Linked DNA regions of Homo sapiens: region 1 is linked to region 2. A link is a contact called in ENCODE Hi-C or POLR2A ChIA-PET data. All regions are on one chromosome and are shown on one strand. The core of a region is the stretch at or near the end of the contact, and the rest is flanking DNA. Distances in the headings are between cores, read along the strand shown.

Region 1 (4,193 bases), core at 411-2,910, 49 kb before region 2:
AACCCTGGCTTTCTTCCGCTTTCCATTTGCTTGGAAAATTTTCCTCCATCTCTTTATTTTGTGCCTATGTGTGTCATTGAATGTAAGATGAGTGTATTGTAGGCAGCATACTGATAGGTCTTGGTTCTTTATCCAGCTTGCCCTTCTGTGTCTTTTAAATGTGGCATTTAGCCCATTTACATTTAAGGTTAGTATTGATATGTATGGATTTGATCCTGTCATCATGGTGTTAGCTGGTTACTTTGCAGACTTGCTTATGTGGTTGCTTTATTGCGTCACTGGTCTATGTACTTCAGCTTGTTTTTGTAGTGGCTGGTAACTGTCTTTCCTTTCCATATTTAGTGCTTCTTTTAGGAGTTCTTGTAATGCAGGTCTGATGGTAATGAATTCCCTTGGCATTTGTTTGTCTGAAAAGAATTTTATTTCTTTTTTGCTTATGAAGCTTAGTTTGGCTGGATATGAAATTGTGGGTTGGAAATTCTTTTCTTTAACAATGTTCAATACTGGCCCTCAATCTCTTCTGGTGTGTAGGGTTTCCACTTGGAGGTCCACTGTTAGTCTAATGGGCTTCCCTTTGTAGGTGACCTGGCCTTTCTCTCTGACTGCCCTTAACGTTCTTTCTTTCATTTCAACCATGGAGAATCTGATGATTGTATCTTGGGGATGATCTTCTCATGGAGTAACTTACTAGTGTCCTCTGCATTTCTGAATTTGAATGTTGGTCTGTCTAGCTAGGTTGGGAAAGTTCTCATGGATGATATCTTGAAGTGTGTTCCAAATTGATTCCATTATTCCCATCTCTTTCAGGTATACCAATAATTCATGGATTCAGTTTCTTTACATAATCTGATGTTTCTCAGAGGTTTTGTTTGTTCCTTTTCATTCTGTTTTCTCTATTCTTGTCTTCCTGTCTTATTTTAGAAAGCCAGTCTTCAAGCACTGAGAGTCTTTCCTCCACTTGTTCTATTCTGCTGTTAATACTTGTGAGTGCACTATGAAATTCTTTTAGTGTGTTTTTCAGCTTTATCAGGTTGGTTTCATTCTTCTATAATACTGGCTGTTTTGTCTGTCAGCTCCTGCAATGTTTTATCATTATTTTTAGCTTCCTTGGATTGGGTCACACTGTACTCCTTTAGCACAGTGAACTTCTTCCCTCTCCATATTCTGAATTCTACTTCTGCTCTTTCAGTCATCTCAGCTTTAGCCTGGTTCCAAACCCTTGCTGGCTTTTTGAGTTTTCAGCATTGTTGTGCTGATTCTCATCTTAGTGGGCTTATCTATCTTCATTCTTTGAGGTTGCTGATCTATGAATGGGTTTTGTTTTTCTCTTCTTTTGTTTTCTCTTTCAATAGTCTGACCACTTTTCTGTAGGGCTGCTGCAGTTTGCTGAGGGCCTGCTCCAGTCCCCAGTTGCCTCAGATTTTCCAGTAACTGGAGATATCACCAGTGAAAGCTACATAACAGCAAAGATGGTAGTCTGCCTTTTCCTTTGGGAGCTCTGTCTCAGGAAAGTACAGACCTGTTGCCAGCCCAAACACACCTGTAGGAGGTACTGGAGACCCTGGTTGGGAGGTCTTGCACAGTCACGAGGAATAGGATCAGGATCTAGAGGTTTACCAAAGGGAGGAATACTCCCTCAGGAGACACAGAAATTATTCCATTGAGCTGGAAGCTAAGACACCCACCCGGGCCCTTCAGCTCCTCATGTTACTGAATCAACAGACAAAGGAAGGAGTTACTGCACTTTCTGGGGTGATTGGTCCTGGTCATCAGGGGGAAATTGGTCTGCTACTACACAATGGCAGTAAATAAGACTATGTTTGAAATACAGGAGATCTTTTAGAGCATCTCTTAGTAATACTCTGCTCTATAATTAAAGTCAATAAAAACTACAACAACCCAAGTCAGGCAGGACTACTAATGACCCATGCCCTTCAGGAATGAAGGTATGAGTCACCCAAGCAGGAAAAGAAACCTGATCAGCTGACGGACTTGCTGAAGGCAGTGGGACTATGGGATGGTTAGTGAAAAAAAGCTATTTACACTAGTTGTGACCAGCACAGTGGCTCATGCCTATAACCCCAGCACTTTGGGAGGCTGAGGCAGGTGGATTCCTTAAGTCGAGGAATGTGAGACCAACCCGGGCAACATGCTGAAATTCCATCTCTACTGAAAATACATACAAAAAATTAGTCAGACTTGGTGGTGTGCTTGCAGTCCCAGCTACTTAGGAGGTTGAGGTAGAAGGATCACTTGTGCCCAGGAGGTGGAGTTTGCAGTGAGCCAAGGTAATGCCACTGCACTCCAGCCTGGCAACAGAAGAAGACCCTGTATCAAATAAATAAGTAAATAAATAAATAAATAAATAACCAGCTGTAACCATGTGATCAGTTGCAGAAATAAAGACAGTAAATGTTATAAGCATTTCTTCCTTATGTTTTTACAATGATATTTATGTCTGTGTGTATGTACCCATACACGTACTAAGCAAATACCTTTGTTTTCATCTTTTCCTTATCATCTTGTAATAAAACATAAAATGTGCTAATAATAGTTCCCTTTTATTAATGATGGTTCAACTTTTTTTAAACATGGTGTTTAGGTTACAGTATATCGAAGAGAAAAATGCTTATCATGCATTGAGTTTGAATTTTTTTCTGAGGAAATGGTTAGTGTTTTTAGATGGATGCAAGATAGCTGTATCATCTTTAGCAAAAGTATGACTTTATAATTGTTTTTATTTGGAGACTAAGTATGGTTTAAGAAAACGTTAATGGGTGCCAAGTTCACAAGCATGGACTAGGGTGGTGGGTATTTTTTTTTTTTTTTTTTTTTTTTTTTTTAATTTATTTTTTTATTGATAATTCTTGGGTGTTTCTCACAGAGGGGGATTTGGCAGGGTCATGGGACAATAGTGGAGGGAAGGTCAGCAGATAAACAAGTGAACAAAGGTCTCTGGTTTTCCTAGGCAGAGGACCCTGCGGCCTTCCGCAGTGTTTGTGTCCCTGATTACTTGAGATTAGGGATTGGTGATGACTCTTAACGAGCATGCTGCCTTCAAGCATCTGTTTAACAAAGCACATCTTGCACCGCCCTTAATCCATTTAATCCTGAGTGGACACAGCACATGTTTCAGAGAGCACAGGGTTGGGGGTAAGGTCACAGATCAACAGGATCCCAAGGCAGAGGAATTTTTCTTAGTGCAGAACAAAATGAAAAGTCTCCCATGTCTACTTCTTTCTACACAGACACGGCAACCATCCGATTTCTCAATCTTTTCCCCACCTTTCCCGCCTTTCTATTCCACAAAGCCGCCATTGTCATCCTGGCCCGTTCTCAATGAGCTGTTGGGCACACCTCCCAGACGGGGTGGTGGCCGGGCAGAGGGGCTCCTCACTTCCCAGTAGGGGCGGCCGGGCAGAGGCGCCCCTCACCTCCCGGACGGGGCGGCTGGCCGGGCGGGGGGGCTGACTCCCCCCACCTCCCTCCCGGACGGGGCGGCTGGCCGGGCGGGGGGCCGACCCCCCCACCTCCCTCCCGGACGGGGCGGCTGGCCGGGCGGGGGGCCGACCCCCCCACCTCCCTCCCGGACGGGGCGGCTGGCCGGGCGGGGGGCCGACATCCCCACCTCCCTCCCGGACGGGGCGGCTGGCCGGGCGGAGGGCTGACCTCCCCACCTCCCTCCCGGACGGGGCGGCTGGCCGGGCGGGGGGCCGACCCCCCCACCTCCCTCCCGGACGGGGCGGCTGGCCGGGCAGAGGGGCTCCTCACTTCCCAGTAGGGGCGGCCGGGCAGAGGCGCCCCTCACCTCCCAGACGGGGCGGCTGGCCGGGCGGAGGGCTGACCCCCCCACCTCCCTCCCGGACGGGGCGGCTGGCCGGGCGGGGGGCCGACCCCCCCACCTCCCTCCCAGACGGGGCGGCTGGCCGGGCAGAGGGGCTCCTCACTTCCCAGTAGGGGCGGCCGGGCAGAGGCGCCCCTCACCTCCCAGACGGGGCGGCTGGCCGGGCGGAGGGCTCACCCCCCCACCTCCCTCCCGGACGGGGCGGCTGGCCAGGCGGGGGGCTGACCCCCCCACCTCCCTCCCGGACAGGGCGGCTGGCCGGGCGGGGGGCCGACCCCCCCCACCTCCCTCCCGGACGGGGCGGCTGGCCGGGCAGAGGGACTCCTCACTTCCCAGTAGGGGCGGCCGG
Region 2 (4,456 bases), core at 1,061-3,560:
GTCCCAGAACTCTACTGAAATCAAGTCTGGATAAAAGTCAATAATATTCTTCTGACCGAATTCCTTTCAGTCTTCCTGAGGGATGGGCAGGCTCATTCCAGAATAAAGAAGATGCCTGGGGTAAAGAAGACTAGTCTCCAAGGGCACTGGCCCAGGACACCTAGGTTCTACTGGTCACCAACGCCCACCCAGATCTCTCCTGGGTGGAGCCTTGTTCCAAGCCTCTCACAGCCCTTGCCTGCATTCCCATGGTGCTCACCATGGATAACAGGGCCACAGCCAGCCTCAGAGCCAGACTGTTAAGTGAAACCACTGATCCTTGCTGAATTACTTCTTTGAGGCTGAGATAAACTTCACATTTCAGCCTCATTAATAAGATTAATTGTAAATCCAAATGGCCTGCAAATCTATAAACAGTCGCTCAGTTGATTAGCCAGAACATTGAGGACTGTTAATGATACAGGAAAAGGCCCATTTTGGAGGTGAGAAGCTGAGGAGCCTGAAACTGTTTCCATTGTTTATGAAAGTAATCTGACAATTATGAATGAAAATACCCACCACCCCCCGACCCAGCAATCCAAGGTGGGAAATATCTTTTTTTTTTTTGAGACGGAGTTTTGCTCTTGTCCCCCAGGCTGGAGTGCAGTGATGCAATCTCAGCTCACTGCAACCTCCATCTCCCAAGTTCAAGTGATTCTCCTGCCTCAGCCTCCCAAGTAACTGAGATTACAGGCGTGTGCCACCATGCCAGGGTAATTTTTGTATTTTTAGTAGAAACGAGGTTTCACCATGTTGACCAGGCTGGTTTCGAACTCCTGACCTCAAGTGATCCGCCCACCTCAGCCTCCCAAATGCTGAGATTACAGGTGTGAGCCCAAACTCCTACTTTTAAATCACTGCATAATAGTCCATAGTCCATTGAATGGAGTATAGCAATAAACACTGTTACATATTCTGAACCTCAACTCCCTCCCTCCCTCCCTTCCTCTCTCTCTCTCTTCTTTCTTTCTTATTTTTTGACACAGGGCCTCACTCTGTCACCCAGGCGGAGTGCAGTTGTGGGTTAATCATGGCTCACTGCAGCCGCGACCTCCCCAGGCTCAGGTGATCCTCCCACCTCAGCTTCCGGAGTAGCTGGGACTACAGGCATGAGCCACCTCACCCGGCTAATTTTTTGTATTTCTGGTGGAGAAGGGGTTTCACCATTTTGCCCAGGCTGGTCTTAAACTCCTAGGCTCAAACCATCTGCCTGCCTCACCCTCCCAAAGTGCTAGGATTACAGGTGAGCCACCACACCCAGCCAACTGCCTTTATTTCTGTAAGAGATATTTCCCGGCCAGGCGCGGTGGCTTACACCTGTAATCCCAGCACTTTGGGAGGCCGAGGCGGGTGGATCACCTAAGGTCAGGAGTTCGAGACTAGCCTGGACAACATGGCAAAACCCCGTCTCTACTAAAAATATAAAAATCAGCCGGGCGTGGTGGGGGGTGCCTGTAATCGCAGCTACTTGGGAGGCTGAGGCAGGAAGAATTGCTTGAACCCGGGGGGGTGGGGGTTGCAGTGAGCCCAGATGGCGCCACTGCACTCCAGTCTGGGTGACAGACCAAGACTGTCTCAAAAAAAATAAAATACATAAATAAATAACAATAATAATATGTAAGATTTGTCCCACGGCATTTTGAGGTGATGGCAGGCAGAAATAAAGCCAGTCCCACCCTTTCTGGGCTAGGGAAAGCTGAGATGGTCTTCGGCTCCGGGTGAGTCACTCCCCAGGGTCCAGGCCTGGCTGCCCGTTCCCCTCCCCCTCCAACCCACCTACAGCCCCTTCTGCTCTGCCCCATCAACTACATTTTCTCCCTCAGCACTCGCCTTAGATTCCTGGACCCACAGCACAGAGGCGACCTCCTCCTTGCAGACTTTAGGCGCCACTGCGGGGTCCGGAAAAAAAAGAGAAACGGCCCAGCGCTGTCACTTACATAACCCAGGGCGGGGCTGCGCTCGGCGACCGCAAGCGTTTTGAATTCTGCGCCCCAGAGTTCACTGCGAGGACTGGGATCACCCGTCACCCCGCCCTGGTCTACGGAAAATGACAAGTGTTTACTGATATAGAAACGGAATAACGGCGCTGTGGGCTGGGGTGGGCGGAGCTGCCTTCAGGCTTCTGGTCTCCAGCGGCGGGGAACTCACACCTGCCGCTGTGAAAATGCAGACCCGCGGGGCAGTAATTCCGAGTCCAGCCTGGGGCGCGATCTGGAATCTTGACTCGCTTGAAACACCACGACGGATTCGGAGACAGGTGAGTAGAGAAATGAGCCTCAGCCCCTCCCACGGGCCGCCCACGGATTCCAGGATCCGGAAACTCTTCCTGCTGCTGCGTCACCCCAGGAAGGCAGCGCCCGCCTCTGGGCAGTTCTGATGGAAACTGGCTTCGCCGCCCAGAGGAAAACCCACAACTAAGGGGCCAAGAAAAAGCCTCCATGGTCCCGCCCTTTCAGTGAGGATCCTAATTTATACCCCGAGTGTGGCCCCCATCAAAGTCTGCAGTGACAGCCGAGCGCGGTGGCTCACGTCTGTAATCCCGGCACTTTGGGAGACCATGGCGGGCGGATCACTTGAGGTCAGGAGTTCGAGACCAGCTTGGCCAACATGGTGAAGCCCCTTCTCTACTAGAAATACAAAAATTAGCCGGGTGTGGTCGTAGGCGCCTGTAGTCCCAGCTACTCGGAGGCTGAGGCAGAAAAATGGCTTGAACGCGGGAGGCGGAGCTTGCAGGGAGCCGAGATCGCGCCACTGCACTCCAGCCTGGGCGACAGAGACTCCATCTCACACACACACAAAAAATGTAGAGTGACGTTCACTGAAATGATACTAGACCAGCGGGAGGGACCCAGAGCGCTGCGGTTCACAGAATGCGGTGACAGCGCCGCCTCGCGTCCTTTACTTCAACTGCCCCAGGCAGACGTGGTCACGTGTGTTGGCCTGGAGGCTGGAATACACCGGGGTCAAATGCAGAGTGGAGAAAGGAGGGAAGGATGGGAGGACGTGTTGAAGAAAGACAGTAAGAGCTAGCGCTATGGTTCATATCTGTAAAACTAGAGTTTTCGGAGGCGAGGCAGGAGGATCGTGTGAGACCAGGAGTTTGAGGTCGCAGTGAGCCGTGATCACACCACTGCACTCCAGCCTGGACGACAGAGTGAGACCCTGCTTTTATATACTTTTCATATTTTCTGTAATTAAGCAAGTTTTGTGTCCGGAATTGGTGGGTTCTTGATCTCACTGACTTCAAGAATGAAACTGTGGACCCTCGCGGTGAGTGTTACAGCTCTTAAGGTGGCGCGTCTGGAGTTTGTTCCTTCTGATGTTCGGACGTGTCCGGAGTTTTTTCCTTCTGGTGGGTTCGTGGTCTCGCTGGCTCAGGAGTGAAGCTACAGAGCTTTGCGGTCAGTGTTATAGCTCTTAAGGCGGCACGTCTGGAGTTGTTTGTTTCTCCCGGTGGGCTTTTGGTCTTGCTGGCTTCAGGAGTGAAGCTGTAGACCTTCACAGTGAGTGTTACAGCTCATAAAAGCACTATGGACCCAAAGAGTGAGCAGTAGCAAGATTTATTGCAGAGCAAAAGAACAAAGCTTTAGCAGTGTGGAAGAGAACCCGACTGGGTTGCCACTGCTGGCTCGGGCAGCCTGCTTTTATTCTCTTATCTGGCCCCACCCACATCCTGCTGATTGGTAGAGCCGAGTGGTCTGTTTTGACAGGGTGCTGATTGGTGCGTTTGCAATCCCTGAGCTAGACACAAAGGTTCTCCAAGTCCCCATCAGATTAGTTAGATACACAGTATGGACACAAAGGTTCTCCAAGGCCCCACCAGAGCAGCTAGATACAGAGTGTAGATTGGTGCATTCACAAACCTTGAGCTAAACACAGGGTGCTGATTGGTGTGTTTACAAACCTTGAGCTAGATACAGAGTGCCGATTGGTGTATTTACAATCCCTGAGCTAGACATAAAGGTTCTCCAAGGCCCCACCAGAGCAGCTAGATAGAGTGTGGATTGGTGCACTCACAAACCCTGAGCTAGGCACAAGGTGCTGATTGGTGTGTTTACAATCCCTGAGCTAGACATAAAGACTCTCCACGTCCCCACCAGACTCAGGAGCCCAGCTGGCTTCACTTAGTGGATCCCGCACCGGGGCTGCAGGTGGAGCTGCCTACCAGTCCCGCACGGTGCGCTTGCATTCCTCAGCCCTTGGGTGGTCGATGGGACTGGGCGCCGTGGAGCAGGGGGTGGTGCTCGTCGAGGAGGCTCGGGCCGCACAGGAGCCCTTGGAGTGGGTGGGAGGCTTAGGCATGGCGGGCTGCAGGTCCCCAGCCCTGCCCCGCGGGAAGGCAGCTAAGGCTCGGTGAGAAATCGAGCGCAGCGCTGGTGGGCTGGCACTGCTGGGGGACCCAGTACACCCTCCGCAG

Evidence for each region. A loop is a pair of places that touch in the nucleus more often than their neighbours do. ChIA-PET counts read pairs that join two places held with the same protein, here RNA polymerase II (POLR2A). Pooled maps may share reads with other maps.
Region 1: a loop to region 2 is called in a map of CD8-positive, alpha-beta T cell, with 3 times the contacts of the local background. The contact joins the enhancer-like site here to the promoter of HCG27 in region 2. A Hi-C loop is called at or near these places in 6 of 168 maps with a recorded cell type or tissue (CD8-positive, alpha-beta T cell, Calu3, K562 and 2 more) and 5 of 50 pooled maps. POLR2A ChIA-PET finds 5 or more read pairs at or near these places in 15 of 52 experiments (B cell, CD4-positive, alpha-beta T cell, CD4-positive, alpha-beta memory T cell and 11 more).

The regions. Positions count from the first base shown.
Region 1 is chr6:31,243,963-31,248,155 of GRCh38, reverse strand. No RefSeq gene overlaps it. Among named protein-coding and RNA genes, the nearest start is that of HLA-C, 26 kb to the left of the region's middle. RefSeq lists enhancers at 1,772-2,273, 2,808-3,557. Within about 2 kb of position 1,660, at least 2 of the 41 ENCODE cell types and tissues checked have a DNase peak (open chromatin) inside an H3K27ac peak, as active enhancers do; they include HCT116, where a contact is called at or near this core.
Region 2 is chr6:31,195,614-31,200,069 of GRCh38, reverse strand. HCG27 (HLA complex group 27) reads right to left here and starts at 2,310. Exons shown (of 2, transcript NR_026791.1): 1 at 2,188-2,310. RefSeq lists enhancers at 1-563, 564-1,447, 3,585-4,456.